2 separate regions of the Mus musculus genome follow, and region 1 is linked to region 2. Evidence: chromatin loops called from intact Hi-C (ENCODE). Cell type or tissue: left cerebral cortex. All regions are shown on one strand. Each heading gives the region's core, and the rest is flanking DNA. Links, peaks and the distances in the headings are about the cores only. Region 1 holds the start of Gm20939 (predicted gene, 20939). Region 2 holds the start of Mettl4 (methyltransferase like 4).

Region 1 (5,378 bases), core at 281-5,280, 120 kb after region 2:
AGACCATATACTCCTTACCTATCCATGAGGTCGTGTCTTCTGAGGCCTCTGGGTACCTAAATTTCATATTACAAACTGAAAATATCCTTCACCATTCCCTGAATCTTGCTGACCATTGTCCTTTCTGCTGCTGCTTCCATCCTAATAAATAGCAGGTGGTGAGCTGCATTGAGACCCTGTCAGGGAAGGACTCTAACCCTCTTTCAAAACACTGACCTGCCACTAAGTTCTGTCTTTAACATGTGTCTCTTTCTGGAGAAAACAGATTCATTTAATGACATTAGTACTCATACAATAGCATTTTACTTATTTTATTGTACTGTGGAAAACCAGTAAAGGTCCCTATCTCATGTGGATGTTAAATCATGTTATAATGGTAGCCTACATGTATGCAGGACGCTGTTGTGGGGTATAACCTGAAATACAATTTAGACCTTGGTGCAGCTGTCAATTGGTATCCCTTAAAAAAGATAGTCTTGTTTGTTTCTCTTCCCTCTTTAACCTTTTAAAAGTGATTTGCTCCTACCTTGAGCTTTTTCTTAGGCTGTTTTCTTTCCATTTCTGTATCCATGGACATCTAACTTACAGCTGACTCTGTGGTCGTTTTCAGTGGCTTTTTCCCTCAATCATTTCCCCAAAGACTACTTGCTGGTGTGTGTTTCTCCTTTTAGAAGAAGCAGAGTCATTTTTATAATTTGTGATTTTTAATGTCATTATACATTATACCATATAACTATAAACTGGTCAATATATAATGTGAAGTAAAGTTAAGAAATTTTTTTTCTATTTGATGGTGTTTAATGATTTAGGTTCTCAATAACCAAGGCTTGCCTACTAGCTATTTACTGACAAACAGAAAAAAAGGGACTTAAATGTACTGTTAGGGCTCAAAATTTTTAGGTAGGATAAGGTAATTTCTTTTACATGAGACATCCTTGGTGATATTAAAAGTTACATAATTCTCTTTTTTTTGTAAAATTTAACAAATATATTGTAGTCAGCACTGTAACCACTACTAAGTTAAGGATATTGGTTCCCATTCTTCTACTCTAGACAAAAGTAAAATCTTTTCATTTCTTATCTACAGCTAATGATGGTGTGGGTAGCAGAGTATATATGAAGATATCTAATTGATAAATATTAAGTATTTGCTCCTTTTTCTTCATCCATACTCTGTAATATGTAAGGACAGAGTCATTTTGCAAACAAGCATTCCAAACATGAAACATTCCACCTTCTCATCTTCAGAAAATATCTAAAGAAGAAAACGAAAGAAAAAATATGACCTAAGTTCCTATATTCAGAGCAACCTGCTGCCAAGACATCGAAGGAAGTAGAGCATGAACACAGTGGATCACAGAATATGCTCTCTTAAGCAAATCATTAAAGATTTCAAAGTGAAAACTTATGTAGTTCTTTTTTTTTAATTTTTTAATTTATTTTTTTATATTTTATTTTATTTATTTATTTTTATTTTATTTTATTTTATTTTATTTGGTTTTTCGAGACAGGGTTTCTCTGTATAGCCCTGGCTACTTGTATAGTTCTTAGAAAACATGAAAATAATGTTGTCCCAAGGAGAAATGACTACCTCATATCTTTAAGGGAAAAGAAAGATTAAATGTAATTCCAATATAAAAAAAAAAAAAAACAGTGTATTTTGTTTGAGAGCAAAGATGTGCTAGCCCATATTTGCAGCGCTGTAGAGTGTCCAGATAAAGGGATCTTATCTGGACAGCTTTGTACATACATGTCCTGGACACAACCTCAGTCCCAACTGCATCCTTCTCAATTGATCGTTTAAGATGTAAGTGAAAACAAATTACACTACGAATATACCAAACCAGAAATTAATAAGCCTACTAATTTCTATAAAGTATTGTTTCCCAAAGTCTCTCTTTAATTGTTTATATCCTGAGCACCCTTCCGCTTGTGGGACAGATGGATAACTCCCCTGCAAGTTGAGTAATGGGCTATGCAAGCTACCTACCTTGAGTGAGGGAAGCTCAGGCTGAAGTCAGAACCCGGTGATCACAGGGTCACTGCCCACATAAGGGAGGAGCAAGCGGCGGAGCAGCGGCAAGTGGAGTGGTGGGGCCTCCCTGGGGCTGCTCGGGGAGACAGATGGGTAGGCTATTGGAGGACAGACACAAGAAATACAAAAATGCAAATCCCTGTAGATCTGGAAAAGGTCTGGCCCTGGACTTGAAGCTTGGGTTGAGAACCTCTACACAGTGTACCTTCAGCACACTCTAAATCTAAGGGAGGTGCTCGAGTCACTCCAGACTTACTGGCCAATCAGAGCCTTTAGGCGGACTTGCCAGTCAGAAGAGAAGGAGGGTTTTCCGGGTGCCGTGGTACAGGTTTCGCTTAGTAGCTGAGCAGGCTTGAACGGTCCTGTGTGCTGTGCTCTCTGTCCTGCTGCTGGATGCTGTGAAGGGAGCTCAGGCAAGCTCCGAAGTTGCGACATGGTGAGCACATGATCACTGCCAACAATGGGAAGAAGCAGGGGTCTGAGGAGCGAGAGCTGGTGTGGTGGGTCTTTCCCGGGGCTGAGTGGGCGGCCACTTGTGAGGTCCGTGAGGTCCTAGCCACTCGCTGGACCCAGCTGTAGCCTCTGAATAACTTTTTTTTTTTTTTTTTTTTTTTTTTTTGTTTTTTTTTTTTTTTGGTTTTTCGAGACAGGGTTTCTCTGTATAGCCCTGGCTGTCCTGGAACTCACTCTGTAGACCAGGCTGGCCTTGAATTCAGAAATCCGCCTGCCTCTGCCTCCCGAGTGCTGGGATTAAAGGCGTGCGCCACCACGCCCGGCTGCCTCTGAATAACTTAACTGTGGGGGCTGCATCTGTGCAGAGCAATTGGCTTGTGTGTAGAAAGATCCTTGGCATGATCCCAAAGTCAGAGAGTCCTAGTTTCTACAAATTAAGGTGGACAATCCATTTGGAGTTAATTTTGTGGCAGTTATAAAAGGCATCTCATGTGCTGGGTAGCAATCCAATATCAAGCTGTGACGTGAAAGAGTGGAATTGATGATGTAAAGGATTTAGTAAAGCTTAGGAGATAGTAAGGCACAGCAAGTAGAATTTAGGTGAGAGCGGACTGCCTGTAAAACACCCCACAGATAAGTAATATGCTAACCAGGGCAATTAGAGATTAGGAAGCTAGGATACACAAGTTTGTTCACCAGGATTATCCAGAAATATGGTACCAAACCATAACAAAGGAAACAAACTTGATTTACAACCAGCCTCTAGGTCCATCTCCATATCAAAGAGCAGGCCTTTAACAAGCTGCTCTATGGAGCATTATAGGATTACAATCAACAGTAAGGCCTAGTGTGCTATAAAGTTTCAGTTTTCTTCTTGAGAAAAGCATTGTTCTGCCACATGGGTGAGATGATACCTAGTGACAACCATTTGAGAAGGTAAAAAAGACTGTTGTATTGAGTGCTGGTCTGATCAAGTTATACTTTCCCTGAGGTCCCCATATATGGAGAATGACATAGCTCCTTCTGAAACCCAGGAGCATGCTTGGCAGAGCCAGTAACAGCCTGGAGCCTAGTCCTTGGAAGCTTTCTCTGAGGCCCTGGGTATAGAGATAAAACTCCTTTTGTAAAACCGGGAATATGCTTGGGAGAGCTGGTAATGATCTGGGGCCAGGAGCTTTGGGAGGGGTTGCATCAGGTTGTGAGACCATAACTCTTTCCACCATATGGGGCTGTGGTTATCAGTTCCAAGGCCACTAGAGGCTTGGTCAGAAATATTTTTAAGATACACTGAATTCTTTTGCAGCATTGTTTGATTAGACTTCTCCTGACTGTGTCCCGTTGTATGATGATGATGCTAACTTCATAGTTTCTTTATTTTCCTGCTGACTTCATAGCTGTCTCCCATCTCCTTCCTTTTCCCTCATGTCAGTCGTGTACAAGATGGTATTCTTAAGAAGCTTACTTAGCATAAGAAATAGCTTGTGTAAGACCTCCTGGTTGTGAGCCGGCCTGTGGCTCACATTGGCCGGGGTACACCTGGGAGGCAGACTGGAGCTGAAAGAGAGAGAACTAGATGGTTGAGACAAAAATGGAGCTAAGTCAAGATTCCTGATCAAAGCTCAAATGTTTAATAGACAACTGTGCTTATAAAGGAGGGGAACCCATCCCCCGATAATCCATTCTTGGAGCCTGGAACCAGCTGCAGGTGATGATGTGCAGGATAGGGTGTAGTCTCCAGAATAGCAGGGGCCTCTCAGCATTGTCTTGAAGGAGAACCTCAGCAGTGGCTGAACAATAGAGTCATCTAGGCAGCAAGGCTCCACCCTAGGTAATCTCCTTAGTGGCTGCAAGGTCAAGGTCTGGATCAGCCTGCTTCAGGCTGGGGGGAGGGTTACACCTCCCCACCCCAGCTTTTATACTTTGTACCTTTTCCTTTTCTGATACTGTAGCTGTACAGATGGTTGTGATCATGTGGTTTTGGGGAATTGATCTCAGGACCTCTGCTCACTCTGGGCCGAAGATTTATTTATTATTATATGTAAGTACACTGTAGCTGTCTTTAGACACACACCAGAAAAGGGTATCAGAGCTCATTATGGATGGTTGTGAGCAACCATGTGGTTGCTGAGATTTGAACTCAGGACCTTCGGAAGAGCAGTCAGTGCTCTTAACCACTGAGCCATCTCACCAGCCCTTGAATTAATTTTTAAATTGAAGATAGATTCTCTCTCATACAATATATCCTGACCACTGTTTTTCCTCCCTACACTCTTCCCAGCTATTCCCCCCAACACACACACTTCACCTATACTCCTCTCCCCAAGATCCAACACCCCCTCACCCCATTTCCTCTTCAAAAAGGAGCAGACCTCCAAGAGAGGACAGTCTAACAGGACAAAACAAGATAGAAAAAGAAAAGGTGAAAGCCTTCATATTGGACAAGGCAACCTGATAGGAGAAAAAGTCTCAAGATCAAGCAAAAGAGTCAGAGTTATACCTGCTCCCACTGTTAGGAGTCCCACAAAAACACCAAGCTAACAACTATAACGTATCAGCAGGGGACCTGGCACAAACCCATGCTGTCTCTGTGCTTGCCATTTAAGTCTCTGTAAGGTTCCTACAAATCCAGTCAGTGTTAGTCATGGGTTCCCTCTCATGTCAAGGGTCTCAAGTTAAACTGAACTTTGGTTGGCCACTCAACCAAGTTTGTTACCATCATGTACCAGCACATCTTGCAGGAAGGACCAATTGTAGGTGTGTGTGTGTGTGTGTGTGTGTGTATAAGGCAGGGGGAGGGGGGAGTCCAGGTTTCTCTTTCTGTAGCCTGTAGAGTACCTTCTCTCCTCAAAGAGACTAGAACATAGGGGTGAAAGCTCCAAGCCTGCACCAG
Region 2 (5,378 bases), core at 282-5,281:
AAGCTGACCATGAACTCACTGTGCAGCCAAGGGTGGCTTGTGCTCCTGTTCCTCCTGCTCGAATTACAACGGTGTACCATTGTATCAGACTCAAACTTCTGCAAAACTGCCCCAAAGTATATACTCAAACACAAGTACCTTATAAATATGTATATTCCATAGAAGCTTTCCTATTATCACTAGAAAACTTTACAAAAACACCCTTCTCTCAAGCTTTTATTATACAAGCCTATTCCCAAAACACAGGCCTTTAAAATTCCCTAAAATCCACTGAATAATTAGAAATTTTTTCATAGAAATTTTAAAAGCAAAAACAGGTGTAAAAACATTCAGTACTATTTACCACTCTTGCTGGCAGTGAGACCTAGGAGAATGAAGCGAACAGATGAGGTAGATTCATGTCTCATGCGATAGCCAAGTTTATCAGTTTATCAGAGTATAGGACAATTTATATTCTGGAGGTTAAGAAGAGTCATGTGAGTAACAGGTACAATCACAAAGGCAAGCCAAATGAGGTTGACAGGTAGGGTATGGTAAAAACATGATTTTCCATAAAGGCATATAAACAAGTAACAAAATCCAGTCGTGATGAATAAATTCACTTTTACATCCCAAGAACAATTTCATGATTTTGAAGAATCTGAAGTCACAAGACTCTTGCTTTCTTTCAGGTTTTCTCACAAACATTTAGAATATATTTATTTATTCATGCATTCATTGTGCATTGTGGGGAGGGGTGCATAGCCATGGCACCCAGGCAGAGAGAGGTTAGAGGACAACTTCTGGGAGGCAGCTCTCTCCTTCCACCAAGTGGGCCCTTGCGATCAAACTCAGACCATGAGTTTCAGCAGCAGGCACCTCTGTTCATCTGCTGGGCCACCTCTCCTGACCTCTATTTACTTTTTGAAACATGCAATGTGTTGTTCTAAAATAGTAGGATGTTAGAAAGTATAATTAAAGATGTCTGACAGCACCTGCTGAGAACCCCAGCACTTGGGAAGTGGAGACAGGAGGATAAGAAACCTGTGATCCTCAGCTAGGCAATGAGTTGGAGGGCAACCCACAACTGCTCTTGGACATGCTAACACCGTCTGCATTATTAACTCTTTTTTATACTTAGAAAATGGGAAGGTGGGGGTAGGGGGGCATAGGGAACTTTCGGGATAGCATTTGAAATGTAAAGGAAGTAAATACCTAATAAAAAAATTGGAAAAAAAAACTATAAAAAAATAAAAAAATCTTAGAACCTTTAAAAAAAAAGAAAATGGGAAGATGTTTGAGATACTTAATGAGATTTTTTGTTTCATGTTAAAAAAAAAAAAAGACAATTAAAACTTCCTACCTTCCCAACAGAAACAGAGACCTCTTGTTTATAGTCAGTCACTAGATTTTCGTTTTTGTTACTTTGTTGGCGCTCTTTGTGAACAGCTGGAACTATGTAAGGTTTGGTGACATTAAATAGCTCAGATCGGAAAACATATTTTTCGGTGATCACTTCACAACTTCCTTCATCGTCATTGCCCGACACAGTAGTGAAGTCAGGAGCAAAGCACATAGCAGGAGCTCCAAAAGGAGACCCGGGATCCAGCTGAAGAGAATCCATGTAGACAGAAGAAGTAGGGTTGTTTTTACTACAAAAAGACTCTTGATGCTGGCAAAGTTGATAGTTTACTTTGTTAATGAAAGAAAGATGATCCAGTAACCACCCAGGAGGCAAATGATGCACCACAGACATTCTCACAAAAAAACAAAAAACAAAAACAAAAAACTGATAATCAAGAATCAGAACTAGGACTGGGAGTATAGCTCAGTATGGGGGTCCTGGGTTGATACCAATGTTGTAATTAAGTTCTTAATGTCCTGTATATCAACGATGTACTTTGTACACACAAGAAGGTTTTATATTTAAACATACAAGGTGAGTGTGTACATATCACCTCTAAGGAAAAATGCGATACTTTAAGTGTCTTTTAATTTCAGAATTGGTCATTCAAAATTTTCAGCCAATGTAGTCAAAGACGCTTCTTAGTTTGATTCTCCTTTCTTCGGGTGTCCTCTGTGGTCCTGTTTTGGTCCTCGAATCAAGGCACGAGTCCACATGGTCCAAGTATTCAAGTCACTAAATCCTTAAAAGGTGAGTGTCCTGTCAAGTCAAAGGATAGTAATTACCTATAAGAATTTACCCTTTTTTAAATGATATAAATCTATTTAGAGAGGGCCACAGAAAGTAACGGAAAAAGAGCTGTTGTGTTTTCAAACTACTATTGCCACAGAAGTCACTCCATTACTCAGATCCCTGCCCTACCTAATCGTTATCAGTTGTAGAGCAATAGGATTAAAAGACTGCTCCAGCCAAACCAAGTGCAGTATGAATAGTAATCAGAAGTTCACAACTAGTTTGCTAGGTCAGAACATCAAGATTTATAATGTTTGAGCCACACTCCAGTAACTAGGTTTCTCAGAACTTCTTTATCTTTACTTAAAATATGTTTTACATTTCTGGATATAGCTTTATTATAATGTTGTAGAAACCTTAAGAGAGCACCGAATAAAAAATAAATTAAAGGCTCGTATAGCATTTATAGTCAAATTTCTTATGCAACTGACTGTAGTGTTTGTTTTTTAAAGACAGGATGTCACTAGGTTGCCCTGGTGTATGCCAGGTCCCTCAAACTGGCCTCAAATTCAAGACTCTCTCGGGTGTGGACACTGCCCCACATACAAACTAAATTACTTGATTTCACTGAGCCTCAAAATTATCTTTTTGGTTTTTGGAGTTGTTTGCATGTGTGTGTTTTGTTTGGGGTGGTTTTTCTTTGGTTTGTTTGGTTTGTTGGTTGATTGTTTTGTTTTGAGATAGTGTCTACGCTGCTCTAGCTGTCCCAGAACTCACTATGTAAACCAGGCTGGCCTCAAACTCACAGAGATTCCCCCACCCCACCCCACCCCCCCCCACACACACCCACCCCTGCCTCCTGAGCGCAGAAATTAAAAGCGTGTACCACAACGCCCTACTAAAACGCTCGTTTTTATGTTCTAATGCCATTAGTTTGGAGAAGTAAATGAGATAATCCCCATGAATTGCTGCTCACAGAGTCTGAAATGTAATACCTTCTAATATATCTGCTGACTGCTATTTGGTAATGGAGATCTTCGTGATACCTGAGATTTTGGTTTCCCAGTCGAGACGTGATGTGAGGAGACACTGTGACTGCTAGGGAACCTCAAACTCTCAAAAAAAAAAAAAAAAATGCTTAGCTCAAAACTAGCTAATGGCACAATTGCGCTGAGACCCCGGAATCATCTACACTTTAGCCCAGGGACAGGCCACCACCGTGCGGGAACTGGCAACGCCTGCTTGTAGTTCCGACCCTGGGCGGCGGTAGTCCACAGCACTTGAGGCAGCCTGACGATAAATATCCCTCAGGCTCTTCCGCCGCCACTCTCGACAGCCTCTCCTACCGTCAGGAAACGTCACGCCGCCTCCCAGGCTCGCCACGTGGAAACAACACTCATCTAAAACAGGTCCTGGCCTCCATCCTTTCGGAAACAAACCCTCGCTTTCTAGTTCCAGGACACGGCCATATTGCTGTACGGAACTCGACTCCAGGAGGGCTCGGGCCGCTCCGCCCGACAGCACTACTCGTCCTAGACGCCAGCTTCCCGGATAGGATGGAACTCCCTTCAGGTCGCCGACACCGACGATGACCTGGGAGGAGCCCGGAGCGCGTTGAGCCGCCGATGCGGACACTTCCGGCGACGAGGGCGGGCGCTGAGCGTTTGCGCATGCATACTCGCCGTCGCAATCCTGACGTCAGCGCGGGCGGAAACTTTAAAATTGAAACCGCCGTGGGTTGACCAAGGCGGACGCTCTGGTTTTGGCGGCTGTGTTTTCGTGTGCAGTGGTGTCGTTTACTGAAAACTGGGCGCTGGGTCTCGTTGAGAAGCTGAGCGAAAGGTAACTGCTGAGCTGGGATCAGCTCTGACTGTGTTAAAATGGTCCGCGGCGCTGGAGCTGACTGTTGAGAGGAAGCTGGGGTGGGGATCTGCCCGGCTCTGCAACGTTTGTAGCGGGAGGAGATGATGCTAACAGGTGGGGACTGACAGGGGGAAAGCTGTTTGGTGTGCTGTGTTCCCGTCCTGATGCTGCATCTTAAAGCCTGCTACGGAAAAGGACTGGGAACCAGTGAAATCATGAGAGTAAAATTAGGTGGAATGCAAGCCACCAAAACAAGGAGGGGTGTGGCTCAATGCTCTGCCTAGCGTGCTGAAGGGTTTGCCTCTCCACCCCTAGCTCAAGACAAAACAACAACAATAAAATGCGGTCTAACCCTCAATGGAAGCTAGGGCCGAGTGCATAGCGTCTGATGCTGCAGAGATGGAGACACGATCCAACATAGACATTATTTTGATACTTGTTTTAAAAGTGGGAGCAGCCTGTGTTGTGAACCGGATTGTTTATCTTTGTTGAAAGGTGTTGCAGTAAATCTCCAACCCAAATAAGCCCAGGCAATGAAAACACAACTTTATTAATATGAATACATGCTGTGCGCCTACATTGGTCAGATCTACCACTACAGCAGGCCAGGTGCTTCTGCCCCACTTTCCTTCTTCTTCTCCTCAGTCGTGTTCGTTCGTGTTCTCTCTCTCTCTCTCTCTCCCCCTCCCTCCCCCCTTCTCCCTCTCTCTCCCTCCCTGCCCCCTCCCTCTCCTTTTCTCCCAAAACCTTCAGCTCCATCTTCCCCTCTTTTTACCGCCCAATCACCAGCTCTAGCCTTTATTTATAAATTAAGGTGGGAAGAAGGTTTACAGGTAATCACCCGAGTGCTGACTTATTCCTTGTTCCACGCCTCTCACAGGAGAACAGAATTAATGTCAAATACAATTAGCTATCTGCAACAGAAAGGGCGATTAGAACAAGAAAGACAGTAGTAGTATTAACTGAGAAACAGTGGGTTAATTGTAATCCAGGTGTAGTAAAGTAATAGAGTTTGTGCACTGTGTAGTTAGAGGCCGATTTTTATGCCCAGAAGTCTGGTTGTAATCCAGAGGTTGACTTGGTCAGCATCTCTGCTCTCAATGTTATGTAAAAAAAATCGTTTTTCATCTTTTCTGATTGGTTAATTAAGAGCTGAACAGCCAATTAGATGGGCAGAAGGCAAGAATTGTGCAGGAATCTGATCCCAGTCTCAGGTCCCAAAGAGACCAGAGAAGTAGTTGTGAAGAGACCATGTGGGTAGACCAGAGATGTCAGGAAGGGAACAGCCAGAAGAACATGTGCATGGACCAGGGTGAGCCAAGGCAAACCTCAGATTGCAGGTAAAGGACCATGTGTCTGGGCAGTAGGCAGCCATACAGAGTTAGAATAGCTCAGAGCC

The links. A loop is a pair of places that touch in the nucleus more often than their neighbours do. Peaks named below come from ENCODE experiments on the same cell type or tissue, not always from the same donor. Only the 100,000 strongest peaks of a DNase experiment are listed, where the experiment ranks them.
Region 1: it touches region 2 in a loop (6-fold over the local background); 1 of 42 quality-filtered maps calls a loop at or near these places.

What each region holds. Positions count from the first base shown.
Region 1 is chr17:94,862,542-94,867,919 of GRCm38, forward strand. Gm20939 (predicted gene, 20939) reads left to right here and starts at 2,360. Exons shown (of 4, transcript NM_001379445.1): 1 at 2,360-2,471. The coding sequence starts at 2,469. It also overlaps the pseudogene Gm19853. In left cerebral cortex, for the core only: no CTCF peak of the experiment used is centred there; DNase peaks (open chromatin) are centred at 2,317 and 2,938; H3K4me3 peaks cover 1,070 bases; H3K27ac peaks cover 753 bases.
Region 2 is chr17:94,746,275-94,751,652 of GRCm38, forward strand. It overlaps Mettl4 (methyltransferase like 4), which reads right to left and starts at 3,745. Exons shown (of 9, transcript NM_001357135.1): 1 at 3,112-3,745; 2 at 1,343-2,143. The coding sequence starts at 1,735. It also overlaps the pseudogene 2700099C18Rik. In left cerebral cortex, for the core only: a CTCF peak has its summit at 3,381; a DNase peak (open chromatin) is centred at 3,589; H3K4me3 peaks cover 1,614 bases; H3K27ac peaks cover 758 bases.